2 separate regions of the Mus musculus genome follow, and region 2 is linked to region 1. The links are chromatin loops, found by intact Hi-C in ENCODE. Cell type or tissue: heart. All regions are shown on one strand. Each heading gives the region's core, and the rest is flanking DNA. Links, peaks and the distances in the headings are about the cores only.

The links. A loop is a pair of places that touch in the nucleus more often than their neighbours do. Peaks named below come from ENCODE experiments on the same cell type or tissue, not always from the same donor. Only the 100,000 strongest peaks of a DNase experiment are listed, where the experiment ranks them.
Region 2: it touches region 1 in a loop (6-fold over the local background); 8 of 42 quality-filtered maps call a loop at or near these places.

Annotation. Positions count from the first base shown.
Region 1 is chr14:59,360,752-59,369,941 of GRCm38, reverse strand. Phf11d (PHD finger protein 11D) reads left to right here and starts at 4,452. Exons shown (of 11, transcript NM_199015.4): 1 at 4,452-4,575; 2 at 8,087-8,208. The coding sequence starts at 4,533. In heart, for the core only: a CTCF peak has its summit at 4,567; a DNase peak (open chromatin) is centred at 4,491.
Region 2 is chr14:59,436,578-59,445,767 of GRCm38, reverse strand. It overlaps Gm45935 (predicted gene, 45935), which reads left to right and starts at 4,888. Exons shown (of 24, transcript NM_001320725.1): 1 at 4,888-5,181; 2 at 8,003-8,331. The coding sequence starts at 8,316. Setdb2 (SET domain, bifurcated 2) reads left to right here and starts at 4,888. Exons shown (of 14, transcript NM_001320720.1): 1 at 4,888-5,181; 2 at 8,003-8,331. The coding sequence starts at 8,316. Cab39l (calcium binding protein 39-like) reads right to left here and starts at 4,805. Exons shown (of 11, transcript NM_026908.4): 1 at 4,750-4,805. In heart, for the core only: a CTCF peak has its summit at 4,761; a DNase peak (open chromatin) is centred at 4,827; H3K4me3 peaks cover 2,311 bases; H3K27ac peaks cover 1,329 bases.

The sequences.
Region 1 (9,190 bases), core at 758-8,757:
CTGAAGTTAAGTCATCAGAATTAGTGGTAAGAGTCTTTACCTGCTGAGCCATCTTTCCATCTTAAAAGCATCACAACAAACCTAAATATATCTTGACTGTCTAATTGGGTTTAAAGCATATTCAAGAGTTTTCCTTAAGAGCCCCCCCCCCCCCCCAGTGCTGATGCCCCCACAAGAGGTTGGTGACAGTGAGCAGCACTCAGGGAGCACGGGCCAGGGCCTGTCCTCCACAGGCAGTGTGGAAAGGCTTGTGGCCAAAGGCTCAGAGATATTTTACTGACTTTCTTAATCCAAGTTTAAAAAAAAAAATCCTCTCATCAAAATTTAAAAATCAAAAGCAACTAATCTTTCATCCTTTCTCAATGTTTAGCCAAGTGTAAAAAACTCACATGTAAAATATACTTATCTAGAAACAAGAGGTGTGGAAAACAGACTCACAAGAAGCAAATATCCTTCGTATATTCCTACAGAGTACTGTCTGTCGTGGCTCTTTACCTGCAGAATCATAGCACCCACAGTGTCCGGAAAGCACTCAAATCTTAGGAAATACATTGTGCTTAGTCTGTAAAATGATACTTAGATGTACAAGTTTTCCAGGTTGCTATTGGATGACCAACTGATGTGTTCTTCCGTGGGGAAGATTTATTTCTTCTGCTTTCACACTCCTTGGTTATCTGTAGTTCTTTGTGGAGGGCTGAGGCCATCTGGGCTTTTCCCTTCCCATGCTAGCATGTCCTTTGGTGTCCCTTGTTCAGCCTGTTTTTACGCAGCTATGTTGGTGAGACTTCATGGCTTCTTTGACAAATCCAAGAGACGGAATCTCAAAGCAGACTTCCTGTTCATCTGGCTCTTAACTGTCCTTCTGCCTCTTCCATCATGAATCTTACTCATAGGAGTTGTAATGTGTTGATGCGTTAGTTGGGCCTGGGCTCTGGAACTGTATTTTTATCAGTTGTGGTTTGCTATAAGGATCTCCATCTGCTTTTCCAAATGAAGTTTCCTTGAAGGGTGAGAGCTATACTCATCTATGGGTCTAAGGACACATATTTACAATGTAGTTAGGGATTATACTGGTTTAGTAAGGTGACAGTTGTTGGTTTTTCTCTAAGATCCATGACTTCACTAGTCCTGAATACTTGGCTAGGTTCCAGGCCCAAACATGATGTCCTTCTTGTTGACCAGGCTTTACTACCAATTAGAGATTTGTTGGTTACTGTGTGTATTAGACAAGCACATTAGGAAGTAACACTGAGTTGCCAATCATACATTGGTGTTGTACTAAGGCAACAAATGAATGCACTTCCCCTCAGAGTCTTTTACTAAAGGTGAGTCCAGATTCGAATTCTCTGCTCTAGCATTCCCTCCATCTTCCACCTTCCATCTGAATCTGTGCCCTGCCCCCAACAATTACACTGTATTTTTCTAGTCTGTCTTTTTTCTTTTAGTGTATGTGAATGAGTATGGATATTGGGTGGTATACTTTATCAATCTCCAACTTGTTCTGTTCAGAAAGTCTTTTCTGAACCTGGCTGGGCATTTCAACTACACTGGGTGGCCATCAAGCCTAGCAACTTTCCTGTCTGTTCTTTAAAGTCCTGAGACAACTGATGCACATCCCACCCTGATTCTAATGAAAGGAGAATTCAGGAATTGTGTCTATGTCTTAGTCAGGGTTTCTATTCCTGCACAAACATCATGACCAAGAAGCAAGTTGGGGAGGAAAGGGTTTATTCAGCTTATACTTCCATACTGCTGTTCATCACTAAAGGAAGTCAGGACTGGAACTCAAGCAGGTCAGGAAGCAGGAGCTGATGCAGAGGCCATAGAGGGATATCCTTTACTGACTTGCCTCCCCTGGCTTGCTCAGCCTGCTCTCTTATAAAACCAAGACTACCAGCCCAGAAATGGCACCACCCACAGGGGGACCTCCCCCTTGATCACTAATTGAGAAAATGCCTTACAGCTGGATCTCATGGAGGCATTTTCCCAACTGAAGCTCCTTTCTCTGTGATAACTCCAGCGTGTGTCAAGTTGACACAAAACTAGCCAGTACACTCTACTGTCGCTCTACCTACTGGCCCATCTCTCCAGCCCATGTTAATTTTCTTCCTAAGAGTTTCCTCTTCTTCTTTTAGGATTCTTTTGGATTTTTTTTTTTTTTTGAGACAGGGTCTCACTATATGGCTTATAGAGATTGGCCTGACTCTGCCCCAAAGTTACTTTGGTTACAGGAGATTCCTTTCAAGAATCCTGTTCTGTTCTGTGCTTTAATAGTACTTCATCTTTTAAGACATTAGGTATGGGCCAAAGAGATGACTCAGCCTGTAAAGGCACATACTTACTGTCAAGCATAACAGCCTGATCAGACCTTGGAACCCCCATGATAGAAGAGAATTACCTTAAGAGAATTACCTTAGCCTGAAGTGAGTCTAACTGCCCTATGTGTCATGGCACACATGTGCACACACTGAAATGCACACAAAGTAATGTGTAATAAAGTATAAAATGCCGTGCGTGATGGCGCATGCCTTTAATCCCAGCACTCGGGAGGCAGAGGTAGGCGGATTTGTGAGTTCGAGGCCAGCCTGGTCTACAAAGTGAGTTCCAGGACAGCCAGGGCTACACAGAGAAACCCTGTCTCGAAACCAAAAAAATAAAAAGAAAAGAAAGTATAAAATACTATTTCAATGACTATGTGTATACACATACACATGTGCATTCATGTGATACTTCCCTTCAAGGCCTCGGTTCTCTCACATGCCTGTTCCCCACCACACACACACTTGCCTGGTGTTTATCTTGGAAACTAGAGACTTTCCTCAAAAGCACAGGCCTTGCTTTTCTATTCTTCCTGATAGTGTGCGAAAGGCCTTCTCCAGGACCTACCCAAGGCCCTTGCCATCCTGTGCTAGGCCCTTTCATTTTGCCCAGGCTATCCATGGTGCCCTGTTTAGTTGCCTTTCTTCTGCCAGGCACAGGCTGCCCTTGGCCCTCTTAAGTGCTGCTACATCCACTCCAGTAGTGACCTGTCTGACAGGCTGAAAAGCCTGGGCGTGGTCCTGAGGTGAAAAGTTCACGGAAACTTAGTCTCCTGGAAATTTGGCATTCCCATAGCTAGAGTGCCCCAGATTTGTCCCTGCGATAATGTAGAGGGTCTTGCATGCTTTCTTACAGTATCTTACTGGATAAGAGTTAGAAATCTCAGGGCACACTATTCCCATATGCAGGAATTTACCATTATCTGGGAAGAAGGAAGATTGTGGTTTAAGGAGGAACAGGAGTTGATACTTAGAACTATAGATAGCTGAGTTACACCCATACACAGGAATTTACAATGGCCTAGGGGGAAATCGGACTAAACGTTGGACTAGATTAGGAACTATGGCAAGGGCCAGAAGCCCTCGCCCCTGACTTCTAGTATTAAGCTGACCTTAGGTGGGGCTGCTTTTGATCCCAGTCATTAACATAGAATTTTATCCCAGTTGGTTCCTGCCAGTACTTTGTAGGCATTCCTCTGTTTTGTGTAAAAGTCACTTATAAGACTGGTGCTCGCTTTGAGACAAAATACATTCAGATCCACACTCCCTTGTGTCCTGTCTGTCACCCCCTTCTCGCTGACTCCTTGATCACCTATAACCGGAACCTGAGTTTCACCCGTGGATCGAGGACCCAAATGAGGTTCGTCTGCAGCAGAGTGCCTTCCCTCTAGACTATATCTTTGATTTCCCCCGAAAGAATGAACTTTTTAGAATTCTATTCCCTATATGTTAGTGCCTACATGAATGTTTCCCTTTGTCACTGGGACTGAAAGATCTACATTTCTGTGTGCTTTGTAGCCCACGGGTGCTAAATAAAAAGTCCTTACTGGCACCTGGGTCTAAGACCTATTAATTTTTTGTCCTTTAACGATACTCCCACATAGACCAAACAATGTGCTACAAGTTTCAGAAGAACAGACCGATTGTTCCTTAAGTTAAGCACAGGCACGGTTGGGGTGTCTGGTGTGGGTTTTCTCCAGCTGATTGATGGCTATTGTGGTTGTTGATGTCACACACCTGGGAAGAGAACCCTTCTCCATATTTGCCTCCATCAGAGTGGCCTGTGTGGCATTTTCCTGACTGCTCGTTGTGGAGGAAGGCGCAGGCCTCTGTGTGCAGCAGCAGCATGGGGCAGGTGGTTGTGGACTGTACTGCACAGCAGGTCTAGAGAGCCAGGGAAATAGGCAGAAAGCCTCCCTGCTCCTGCTTTCTTCCTTGTTCTCTGGATGATGACTGCACCCTGTTAGTCCTATAATCCATTTCCTCCCCTAAGTTATTTTAGGCCCTGGTTTTCATCACATTGGCAGAGTAAACTTTTCAAATGACTATTCAGAGTTGAAAATCTGCCAGCATGCTACAACATGCACTTCCCGCCAATTAGGTCTTTGCTTTCACTATGCACATTTCGGGAAACGAAACTAGGAGCTAGAAGTAGAATCTGGAAACCAGAAACTAGAAACTCAGTCGTGCTTATAGGAGTACAGGCGCCCAGTCATGGCCCAAGAGACAGCACCACCGTGTGGCCCAGTCTCAAGGGGTGAGTACTAGAGTGATGGCCAGCAGGTACATGCCATACCCCACTCTCCCACCTCCAGGGAGACTGCAGGATGTTGCTGAGGGTGGAGCTGGGCTTACAGTATCTGGGAAAGCTGTAGGTACTGGGAGCCTCTGGAACATGAAATCTCTATGTCAGCCTGTTCCACCACGTTGGGTCTTCTCTCCAAAGTTCTAGAAGCTGTGCACTGTAAAGGGAACAGTCAAGACATGCTCGTGGGAAAGGAGGCGAGGCTTTACTGGGGGTGCTAGCAATCTGGAAAGGAAGTCTAGGTCTTTGTGGGCAAATGGAGAATACCGAGGACCAGTTTGGGGGTATGTGTTTCTTATAGCCATCAGTGTCTTAAGAGTTTGTGTTGTGCAGGCTGATATTTCAGGGCCACCCATGGTGACAATCTCCTTGAGATGTTTTTCTCTTATTATAAGAGCATGATGATCCAGTTTTTTGTCAGTTTTGTGGTCCACAAGGCGTCTGGAACCATCTTAGAAAACAATCAAGAATGGCCAGGAAGTTCTATCTGGGTAAAGAAACAGAAATAATGCACAGAGGACAGCAGGAATAACTTGAACGCTGGTGTTGTTGACAGGCTACTTCAGGCCTGCCCCAATCCTGTTTCTCCAGTAGAAACCCGGCCCAAAGGTTAAAGCAGGAAATACAGACACAATAGGAAGGCACTAATGCCAAACCTTTAAAGGCCTTTCAAGCAACAGGGATAGCAGTGATCACTGCTCAAGGGAAGTCACTATTTTCAGGCAAAGCTTTCATCCTTCCATCCCTGAAACAACCCAGGGATCCATTATCCTCCCCCACTTGGTAGAGATGTTTCAGCCTATAGCCATCCTGCAACTAGTATATTCTTGAGGTTTATTTTGTGTATGATTATCTTTTCTGCATAAATGTTTGTATACTCCTCATGTACTTGGTGATTTAGTGTTTAGAAGAAGAAGGCAAAGGATCGCTCCTGGACCTAGAGTTAGAAATTTTTATAGGTCACCAAGTAGGTGCTAGGGACTGAGCCTGGGTCCTCTGCAAGACAAATAAGAGCATTTGTCGACAGAGCTATTGCTCTATACCCTGGTGTGTGTGTGTGTGGAGGGTACATACACATACACACACACACACACACACACACACACACACACGCACACACACATTGAGATTAACCTTAAAACTTCCTTGGGGACAGTTGTGAAGAATTCCAACCTTTTTTTTTTCTATTAGATATTTTCTTTATTTGCATTTCAAATGTTATCCCCTTTCCTGGTTTCCCCCTCCAAAAGGCCCCTATCCCCTCCAAGTGCCCCCTGATCACCAAGCCACCCACTCCCACTTCCTGTTCCTGGCATTCCCCTATACTAGGGCATCAAGCCTTCACAGGACCAAGGGCCTCTCCTCCCACTGATGACTGACAAGGCTATCCTCTGCTATGTATGTGGCTGGAGCCACAGGTCCCTCCATATGTACTCTTTGGTTGGTGGTTTAGTCCCAGGGAGCTCTGGGGGTACTGGTTATTCATATTGTTGTTCCTCCTATGGGGATATAAACCCCTTCAGCTCCTTGGGTCCTTTCTCTAGTTCTTTTATTGGGTACCCTGTGCTAAGTCCAATCATGGCCTGAGAGCATCCACCTCTGTGTTTGTCAGGCAATGGCAGAGCCTCTCAGGAGACAACTATATCAGACTCCTGTCAGCATGTACTTGTTGGCATCCACAATAGTGTCTGGGTGTGGTGACTGTATATGGGATGGATCCCCAGGTAGGGCAGTCTCTGGATGGTCTTTCCTTCAGTCTCTGGATGGTCTTTCCTTCAGTTTCTGCTGTGGCACACTTTGTCTCTGTAACTCCTTCCATGGGTATTTTGTTCCTCCTTCTAAGAAGGATTGAAGTATCCACACTTTGGTCTTCCTTCTTGAGCTTCATGTGGTTCCATCTTTGTATATCTAGCATCCTGTACACACACAGGGTGTGAAGTGGGATCTTCCTCTTGCTCCTGCCTTGCTGATAGTCTTTACCTTGTGTTTCTCAACTATTCTTTTGCTCATTTCTCCATCTGGACTAGTTTTTTACCTCCAGATTGTGGTGAACATTGTGTGTGTGTGTCTGTGTGTGTGTCTGTGTGTGTCTCTGTGTTTGTGTATATTCAACCATGGAAGCACGTAGGCCTAAAAGGGGCCACATGCTACAGGAAAACCAACACACCCTCCCCTACAGTCCACAACTGACAGATCTCCTCATTAGGGCTAGATGCTAGTGAGTGCTGTGCCCACCACCCCAACCTCCACCATCATGCAAGTTAGAATTTTAATTGGTTTGGTCCTATGTAGGCCTTTTGCAGTCAACCTTAGCTTCAAACACAGCTGTGTTGAGTTTCTTTTTTCTTTCTTTCTTTTTTTTTTTTTTTTTTTTTTTTTTTTTTTTTTGGTTTTTCGAGACAGGGTTTCTCTATATAGCCCTGGCTGTCCTGGAACTCACTCTGTAGACCAGGCTGGCCTCGAACTCAGATATCCACCTGCCTCTGCCTCCCCAGTGCTGGGATTAAAGGTGTGCGCCACCAAGCCCAGCTTTATGTTGACTTTCTATAATCACAGTATTTCTATCATGTCTAGAGGACACTGTTTCTATGGATCTTAGCATCCTTTCATCCTGTCTTCCACCATGTTCCTTGAGCCTTGGGGGAAGCAGTGTGATTTTTTCATTATGTCATTCATGTCTCAACATTCCACAGATATCTATTCTCTGCACAATGACCAGTTGAGAGCCCAATCATAAGACCTGATTGCCAAAGACACCACATTGTTAAGCACAGTACAGTGAGAAACTAAGCAATAACCAGGAAGGTCTTCCCTGTTGGCTAGCTCTCGTGGTACTGAAAGGAGCCGTGGAGCTTGTGGGAGAAAAGTAATCCACAGGCTCACACAGCTGTGAACACTGAGCTACAAGGACAAGCAGCATGGCAAGATAAGTTCCTGGGCACAGAGTGACACCGTGTCATAGGGGTGACCAACTCATTTCTAATTGGAGTTAGGGCCAGCAGGAGGAAGTGCATGCCTCAAGCTGTAAATCTGACCAAGACCCCATGGTAAGGAAGCTCATAGGCTCCAGAGGTGCACCTATTCCTGTCTGTGCTAAACAGACATGGAATCAACCTTTGCTCTCCAGTCCTGTCTCTGCCCGTAGATATGTGCAGCTCTCAGACATCATCAGAGAATTTCTAAATGTTTTGTTCATTTCAGTAAGGCCTCTAGAAGCTTTTCAGTCACACCATAGCCAACCTTGTGGCTTGCTCTGTTTCTGTTTGTCTCACTGGTCCTCAGCACTGAGCAGAGGCCGAGCCACACAAGAGGTGCGGCTTTTCACTGGTGAGATTGTTGATTCGTGATTGGTCCAGGAGTTAAGACTCTGTCCTAAGAACAGGGCCTCCTCTGCTCCTTTAAGTTGGAGGAGCTAGCAAGGACACAAAATGCTTTTCTGTTTTAACCTGGATGTTATTTCTAGGTGACAGTCCAATCATAGAAAAGATGGAAAAAAGGACATGTGCCCTGTGCCCTGAAGGCCACGAGTGGAGTCAAATATACTTTTCACCATCAGGAAATATAGTTGCTCATGAAAACTGTTTGGTAAGTTACTGGTAAATAATTTTAAAACTACATGTGTGGGGCTGATGCGATGGCTCAGTGGTTAAGAGCACCAGATACTCTTCCAAAGGAACTGAGTTCTGTTCCCAGTACTCATACTGTGGCTCACAGCCCCCATGGAAGATCACTGGTAGAAGATTATCATCACATAAATCATGTCTCCATGCACAGAGGGCCTTTGAGTTGGGAATGCTCATTTAGGTTTATCTGCCCCAGTCTCCTGAGTGCTGAGACTCATGGTACATATGGCCACCTGGAGCTGTCAGCTCTGTGTTAATTTAGGTATCATCTGTCCTGTATGCTTGAGTGTGCAAGAACTTTCTCTCACATAAGTACAACTTAACAATCAAAATCAGACATTAGTATTGCCCAACTTTTTCTCTCAGCATCACGGTACAGTACAACCTATCCATGCACTAAGCTTGCAACTAGAGCAGAGCAGCAGAAACACAGAGAGATCTTAACTCCAAATCATGGCGGAAGAACAGAACCACTTCCCAGGGCCATTCTCTGACATCAACATGCAAGGATTAATGTTCACATCATGATTTATCATTTTTATAAAAAAATATTTGGCTCTGAAAGTGTCACAACTTTTTCTCATGTTTCTCATGCTCTTCGTTTTTTGAGTTTCCTGTGACATGAACAGGTAGATCGTTGAAGTTTATGTGACTCCAGAACTTTATCTGGAGCTAGAAAGCTGGTGGCTCATTTAGTGAAGTGCTGGGGACATGAGCATGAACCCAGGACACAGGTGAACTTATTGCCTGCAGTCCCATGCATCCAGTCCCTGGCTGGAGTGCAGCCAGGAGGATTCTAGAAGCCTGCTGGCCAACCAGGTGAGCTGAAATTGTGAGCTCTCCAAGTTAGGGAGCAACTCTCTCAAACTATAAAGTAGAGAGCGGCTGGAGAGATGGCTCTGTGGTAAACCTGCTGCTATAGAGAGACCCAGACTCAGTTCCCA
Region 2 (9,190 bases), core at 815-8,814, 76 kb before region 1:
GTTTTCTATCTGGTAATGTTATGTACTTGTTCTCTTGTAGTGTTTTCTATCTGGTATTGTTATGTACTTGCAGCAAAGGAACAGACTATGAAGATACAGACTTCCTGCACTAGTGTGTCCAACCTTTTGACACAACACAATGTTGTCAAGTACAAAGTCCATTCCTAAAAACTGTGCAATCAAATTACAAAGACCAGCTTTTCTGGGCCTGAGTTCGTTATACCTCCCCAGAAAGCTTTTTGCTTTACTTGAGATATACTTAATGAGCAAACATTCATCAAATATAAAGTTCATCATTACTCTCAGTAAGAGGTATTTCCTCTGAAGAAAATCCCACTGGCTTAACTGTGATTGAATGAACCCTGCTAACATTTTCAGGAGGCAGTTTGGCACTATAACCCAAGGATATGGAAACTCTGCAGCTTCACTTCATCTTAGTTGGTCAGATTTGTTAGTATAGACTTCAGTACCAGCATGCGTCAGGCAGAGACACTCTCACGTCCCAAACTAGCCTGGATATACAGTAACACTGAGTCTCATAAACAAAACAAGTAAACAAACCAAAGCAAATATCACTGGACACAGTGATACATATCAATAATGCCAGTTCTCAGCAAGCTGCCAGCCTAGGCTACATAGTGAGATTCTGTTTGATTAATTTTCCACTAGTTCAACAACCTAATAGGTTCAAACTGTTATATTTTGCTATTTTCCTCCAGGAACATAAGCTTTTTTTTTTCTTTCAATTTTTATTGTTTTAAGTCTTATTATATGACCCAGGTTAGAGAATTCTTAACTCTCACTCTGGGATTATAGGTATGACCTAACTCACTCAGTTTGATAAGGTTAGTTATTCTTGGGAAAATGAACTTAAGTATCTTAAGTATCTTTTTATTGAAAAATTCAAATGGTATTATAGTATTTGACATAGTTCTTTTTACAGGCACAGAGTTAAACACACAAACAAACAAAAAACATTTATTGAGTGTGTGTGTCTGTCTGTCTGTGTGTGTGGAAGGTTAACTTGTGGGAACTATATCTCTCCTTCCACCATGTGGATGCTGGGATTGAACACAGGTTCTTGAGCTTAGTAGCAGTCACCTTACCCAACGGAGCCATTTCTCAGGTCTTAAGACCAGCATCCTAAAATTTACAGAACCCAAGGACATCTGAATCTTTGGATGATATCACAGTATAGACCAGGGATTTGCTAATCTTATTCTCTGACTGAAAATAAAATAATCTTAACTGTCTCAGAAATCATGTGGGCTGTTTTTTTTTTCTCTCTCTCTCTCTCTCTTTTTCTTTTTACCTTAGAAGACAAAAGCTGATGATCAGTGCCTCAAGGCTACTCCAGTAGAAAGACAACAAAACACAGGCTCTGGGTGTTGGAGCCCACTCAGCATGAAGACTCACTGCCCTTTGCTTCTCCCTTACCTCTCTAGAAAAGAAAGCTCTTTGCACTCAAATTCTTTACTAATTGGTCTTTGCTGGTAGAAGTTTCCCACCTTCTTTGATTTCTCTCTTTCCAAATCTTTTTCCTGTCCTGAATCACTGGGGAGCAGCCAGACCTGGATTAAGTAACAGCACCAATTACTTTCAAAGAATGTACTTGTTAGTAGTGGTAACCTCTGCTGCAGCACAAAAGTACAAAGTTCTGTGTCCACAGATAAATAAAAGGCTATGCACATTATATTTGAGAGGGATAAATTCTACCCATCTACCCCACTCTATGCCCAATCAAGAGCCTTAGAGAATCATCAGGAATAGTGACAAAAGTAGTGGCAATATTACATGAATTGGTGTGACCATATAAAAAATAACTTGAAATATACTAAGGCACAAAATTCAGCTATTACCACTCGCCAATATTTTTCCTCTAGCAAAATAAATTTTACCTTTCCATTTAGGAATGCCGCATATATACATAGCATGATATAAGGTAGCTAAATCAGCTCCTAAGGTGGAGCTACTTGGTGAAAGTGGCAAAGTAAACCAGCAACAAGGACAACAAAGACTTCCCAGGAAGCCCTATATTTAATCCCTAGTATCTAAAGGGACAGGAGGCAAATAGAGCTAGGATGAGGAAGAGAGACCAGGTGCTTGCCTAGCATGCACAAGGCCCTGACCTTGACCCTAAGCGCTGTGAGAGAAGGAGGGAGAGATGATATATATGCTCCTAAAACTTTTTTTTTAACCTAAACAATCCAAATAGCCCACCATGTAAATCACACTAATTTATGGGGGTTCCCATGACATTTTAATTAATTGTGTGCTGAGTATTGAACCCAGGATTCTCTTGCGTGCTCAGTACATGATATACCAATGAGCCAGACTCTCAGCCCTTTAAAATTATTTTTAAAGGGCTAGAGATACCTTAATAAGAATTGATCATATAAAATATCATTTGAGGGACAATTTGAATTTGTATACTGTATTTTTTTTTTTTTTGGTTTTTCGTGTACACTGTATTTTTAACTTGGTACATTTACCATTTACTTTCTGGTTTCAATCAATATAAATTCATTATGGGGATAAACAGTGCAACTAAAAATACTTACAAGTCTAAAGGTCAAAATGACCAATGCTTTTGGTGACAGTCATCAATGAAATCTTAACATTTTAAAGACCTGTCTTATACCTCAATTTTCACATGCTCTAACCTTTATCCCAAACCTTTCTGCAAATTAAGAAGACCACTGGCATAGCAAGGAGGAATTTAGACTGTTCTCCCACCACTGCTATCAGCTAATCTAGAAATAAACACACTTCCCTTTACCAAACTGTTTCTTAATTCTTTTGAAAACAGGAAAATTAAGTCAGTGGGTTTATGGACCAGTAACAGTAATACAAACTGTGATCACCAACTCATACTCAAGTATGACTAATCACCCTTTCTGTTTGAGAAAAATTTAGTATGGGCTGTGACTTTAAAAAGTAAAGTAAGACCCTGGTTATCACAGACAAGGAGAAGGCAGAGAAGCTGAAGCAGTCCCTACCCCCAGGTTTGGCAGTGAAGGAGCTGAAATGAACCAGACCTCTGCATGTGACTATTAAAAACCCTGAAAAGTCAAAAAAAAAAAAAAAAAAAAAAAAGTAAAGTAAGAAAGTCAATTTTTTGTGTGTGCACTGTTTGTGTTTGGTTCTTTCTGTCACAAAATATCCCCCTCCTTTATTGTCAACTCAGCGGAATCACCAATTAACCTTGCGCACAGCTTTAATCCTAGCACTCGGGAGGCAGAGGCAGGTAGATTTCTGAGTTCGAGGCCAGCCTGGTCTACAAAGTGAGTTCCAGGACAGCCAGGGCTACACTGAGAAACCCTGTCTCGAAAAACCAAAAAAAAAAAAAAAACCAACCCACAAAGAACACACACACACACACACACACACACACAAAACAAAAAAACAAACAAACAAACAAAAAAACAAACCAATTAACCTTGAATAACTTAAGTTATTCAACCTTGAAATAAAATAAAAAGTGAAGATACTGGTGTTAAGTTTATCAAAACTGTTATAAGTGAATCACAAAATATTTGTCTCTAACAGGCTAGATTTTCAGATCTGGCAGCTTCTTTCAAATAATAAAAAAAAAAAGAATGCTTTCTACTTCCTTTTCTACTTTTTTTTCCCCAAGAGAAAACTGGAAAGAGGAAAGTACAGTGTCTTGCTCTTCCCAAACTCCAACACCCTCCTTAAATAATACCCTGTTCCATAAAGCCAGCCCGCATAGCATCGCAGACCCAGAAATGTACAAAGCTGTCATGGCTTTCTTGTTTGGTTGGTTTTGACTAGGTGCAGAAAACATATTCGACATGTGTTAAATTTAATGTGAAGCTTCACAATTTCGTTTCCAAAAGTCAACTTTAATTGCATAGATGTATTCATTTGAGTTGTATTGTTTTGGGGTTTGGTTAATTTTGATGTGTTTTTCTTTCTTTTTTTTTTTTGCAAACTTTTTTTTAAAATCAAGTTTATAATGTTAAAAATATGTAAAGAGAAATTTACAAAAAAAAAAAAAAATCAGCACCTTTGAAACTGGGGTAAGGGTGTGGCGCTCCTGTGGCAGAAAGATCCGGTCTGCCTGAGCTACATGTATACCTAGCATGAAGTGAATTTGGAGCATGACAAACACTAGTTTACTTCCCGTTTCTCCTTTTTATTTTATTTTATTTCTCTCTTTTTTTCTAACGTCATTGAATGAATGCTGGCGGCATGCTTATGAATAAAACTACTCTCACACAACCTGCTGTCCATGTATGTCAAAGGATGAACTCTCGAGAAGGGCAAAGGCTCCGCAGTTGGCCCCTGGCAATTGACAAAAAAGAAAAGTTCTCTATCGACCCGGAGGCCAGTGGTCGAGACAGCCCCCTCTCCCTTCCACGACTGGCTTTCCCGTGTTGAATCCTACAGCCAGCCTCCTTTAATCATGACAGGGGTCGGCGGTGGGAATCTTCGCGCCACAAACACTGCTGAGCAACTCTCGGAAACCAAGGGATCAGGGTTAAGACAGGAAAGCAAAGCCTGCGCCAGACTCTAATGACCAGCAAAGCCAAGCCGGGGCCACCGCCACCGCCACCACCACCACGCCTGCCTCCCAAACACAGGGAGGAGACTCCGGGCGGGCGAGAAGAATCCCCTGCTAGTTAAGTCGCCCCTTCACTCCCAACACTCCTGTCACCCCGAGGACTCTCCTTCCACACACACACTCCCAGAGCCGGAAAAGGCTCGCCGCAGCCACACACCTACCGCGGGCAGAGAGCGCTGCGCCACCACTCCAGCGAAGTGCCTCACTTGGCTGCCGAGAACCCGATTGGCCGTAGCAGTCCGCGCGAGACAAACCGAGAGAGTCGCCGACCAATCAGGAGGCCGCGCGCTCCGGCCGGCGCCGCGGGGCCGCGGAAACTGTGTGGAGCTCCCTTGGGGCTGATGTCTCCCCCGCTGAGGTGAAGCCGCCTCGGGACTGCAGACTCTGGTGCGGACAGTGCAAGGCGCGCGGGGTGCCAGGCCGCCTCAACCCGCTGTCTCAGTAGCGGGGGTGGCCGGGGCTCTCAGTCGCGTTTCCCCCACCGTCTTGCGGCGCTCACTTTCGTGGCTGGTGATTTCTGAGTAATTTGGCTATCATGGGCTGTAGACAGCGGAGCACAGACAAGATCTTCAGGACACTGGTCCATTCCACAGGTAAGGTTACACTGGCCATGAACAAATGAAATTATTTATCAGTTGAACTTGATTGGTATCTTCGGAGCGACGGACTGACTCACTACTCAACAGTCCAAGATCAATAAAGTCACTGCAGAAAGGGATATGATTGACAGATCATATGATTGGCATGTAGTAACATGGTTCTTTGCATGTTAGTGAAGAAAACCAAAGTGGAGGATTAATTTATGTTTAGTCTTAGATTTGGTAAACAGACCATTAGCTCTTCCAAATACCCTACCACATACGATAGGATAGGTTTCTATTCTTCACCAGAAGGCGTTTTGCCATTGTTGTGTTGTTTAACATACGAACACGTTAAAAATGTGCCTGACCCTGACTTACGCTCCGATTATGTCATGCCTATCAAAGAACCAACGAGATAGTGGTATCTTAGTTTTTTTAGTTTCTTTTTCCTCCAAGTAAAAAGGAAACTTAGATCTAAATGAAGTTGCCTGTATGTTTGGCCAGATGAAAGTTTGAGACTGGCAAAGAACCAAATTTAAATAAAATTCTCCTGGCAAGCTGGGAGATGGTGGCTGGGGAGGCAGAGACTAGCGGATCTCTTGAGTTCTCTCCGGATTGAGTTCCCGGAAAGCCAGGGTTACCCAGAGAAACGTTGTCTCAAAATACAAAACATACAAACAAATAAAAAGTACACTAACAGTGAAATATTAGTGTTGTCTTTGGAAGATAAGCTTTAAATTTCCTTAACTTTTTTTGGCAATTTTTTTTCTTTTGTAAATTAGCTTCCAAGCTACACTGGTGAGAGCTTTTTCTTTAGTTGCTGTTTGCTATGTGGAAGTCCAGCCTAGTAGACCAGGATGGCTTTGAGCTACTGGTCCTCCTGTCCCCACCTGCCCTTTCCTGAGGTGTCAGGCTGAGTGAGTGTACTGAGGTGGAAGTTACTAGAATCTAAGGTGGAAGGCAGCTTGGCAATGTCTCTTTGTGGCACTTGGATATCTGTAGTATTAATTTTACAGTGGAAAGGTTGCCTGGCTGAAGTACAGTGTATAGCTTATGTTTCCCTTTTAACAGTTTGCATTTCTGGTGAGTCTCATTGCCAATGTGATACATACTTCTTTTTGGCTAACAGATTTTCAAGTTTCTAAGAACATTTTGGTGTTCTGAAGCATATCACAGTTAGTGGTATATGTCAAGCATATTCTGGGCTGGAACCATAGCCCAGTCAGAATACGTGCCTTGTTTGTGCAAAGCCCTGGTTTGGAATCTGAGCACTACATAAGTCCAGTGTGGTGGCACATGCCATTGATCCCAGTGCCTAGGAGGTAGAGGCAAAAGGATCAGAAGTTTAAGGCTATACTCAGTATCATAACCAGTTCAAGGCGAGCCTTTCTCAAAAGGAAAAAGAGAAAAATTGTATTCCACTTGGTACTCAGTGGACAACAGAGTGCTTTCCTGTTTTAAGGAATTCTTGGTCATTATCACCTCATTTCTTTATTTTCCCCATAAATTACTAGGTGTGATTTTCTAGGGTTCTAAGGGGCTTTTCCCATGAGTCTGGTGTGTTATTTTCACCTAATCCGTATATTTGAAGAACATTTCTTATATCCGTGATCCCTAATTGGTTATTTTTCAGAATTGTACCTTTCTTTAGCCCTACAAGGATCCAATATATTCAAATTTATTTTAAAATATTAATTCTCTTAAGCACAATCCCAGCAGTTTAGTGTGCTTGTTACATCTTATCCACAATGCAACCTTCTTCATGTATTTCAGAATTCACATCCCCTTGGGGAGTTTCCTGCCATCCTTTTGTGTTATGATGTTCATTGGCATTATCTTAAGTTTCATTTCCTCATAGAGATCTCGCAGACTATCTGTTGGGAGTTCCCTTTTAGTTTTAAACATGATTGTATACAGTGTTTTAAAGCCTTCTAACATTGCTGGGCAGTGGTGGTGCACGCCTTTAATCTCAGCACTTAGGAGGAAAGAGGCAGGCAGATTTCTGAGTTCAAGGCCAGCCTGATCTATAGAGTGAGTTCCAGGACAGCCAGGCTATATAGGGAAATCCTGTCTTGAAAAACAAAAACAAAACAAAACAAAACAACAAAAAAAGCCTTCTAACACCCTTCAAGCTTATGATGTGGAAAAGACAGAAAAATTTACCAGGTATTGACTAACACTTTGATAATTCAAAAAAATTTTATTACTGCCATCACTAGATATATATCCTAAGGAAATATCAGAAAAGTGCACAAAATGTTTATTCAAGCATTATGTGTAACAAAAAAATATACAAAACTTTATAATAACAATAATTTTTTAAATGTATTAAAACCTTCAGTGTGTGAATTATTGTCCAAAGTATATAATTTAGCCATTTACTTATATAACGATAGTAGTAATTGGGCAGAAAATAGAATATACTATTGTGAGCATGGAAAAAGAATATACACTAAAATCTAAAATTTTAAAATTATACACTAAGAGGATAATTGCTATCATTTATGAAATCCTTCCTATGTGTCAAATATCAAAGTGATAATCTCATCCTCATAACAGCATATGAGACAATTACCATTATTATTCCTACTTTTAAAAGTTTCTATGATATATTAAGATAAAATGGATAGTTTGTTGGTTGGTAATACAAGTTTTAACATATTAAATATAGATGATAGGATCATGAGCTATTCTTTTCTATACTTGTCCTAATTTTGATGTTCTGTTGATTTTTTTTCCAGTTAATGTATATTTTTTCATAATGCTTTATATTATTTTTAAAGATGAAGTTGTTTTCTTTGTAAATATGCACTGTCCTTTGTTTTCGCTGCAGAGTGTTTCATGCATTTGTGGACCAAAACATGGGATGAACTTTAATTTTAAAAAGACATTGTCAGTAGTCCTGATCCGGCTTTCAACCTGGCCTTGAAGAAGATGCTGTGCCTGTTTTTCTTGGACTAGTAGTCATTCTGAAAGTCTATTCAAGCACAGTTTCTATTTGCAAATTCAAATACTAAAGACTATTAGGAAGTGGCCTAACGAGATACTCTCTTTGGGGACTACAGATTTCATAGAGACTGCAGTTGGAGCCCATTTAGTTTTGATTAACTTCATTTTGAAGAATTTTATATAAGCAACACCAAAAGATGGAAGAAAAAAATGGTGGGTCAAATAACTAATTTTTAAACATTGTATTTAAATGTTTCTATACATTTATTCTAAATCGCTGAATTTCAGTGTGTATTTCACTCTCTATGATTTCTCTTTCTTCTTCCCACCCCATTGGGTGTGTGGGGAGCCAGCACCGCCTGGAATGGCTTGAAGTGAGTGGGGCACAGAGTTGGAGGTAGAGGAAGCTGTGAAGACTGGTGTTCTCTGGCTTTCTAGCTCTCTATGTAGACTGAATGCTTGCTGACACCTCTAACAAATTCTAAAATCTTTCTTGTTATTCTGTGGTTAAGAACTCTTGGCTTGGGTGATTAACCCCTGTGGCCTAGCAGCAGGGAATTAAGTAAAAATATTTATTGCTATAGTTCCTTTCTCAGGAGAAGCAGCCAGAAGCCTGTCTGGCTAGGCTGGTTAACTCTTTGTGAACCAGAGAGGAAGAAAGGAAAAGAACCAAAATCTTTTACACAGACAGAATGCACAGAAACATATACATTCATACACACATTTACATTTTCATTTATACATTAACATATTCACATTTTTGTTGGGCCTAACAACTTGTCTTACATACTCCGCAAGTATTCATGCATGTTTACTTACACACACACACACACACACACACACACATATGTATATATCTACATATAGCCAAGCTATCCAACTAACAACTTTATTTCTTTTCTCTGGCCTTTTTATACCTTCTTAGACAAAATGTTCTTTAGAAAATTACCTCAGAGATGTTACATAAAATGGGAGTTATAGAAGGATGTTGAAGTAGCAGTTTTTACATGGCTTTACCTTATCATAGTGCACACCTGTAGCTTCATCTTTGAATGTAAATGGTTTCCTTGAA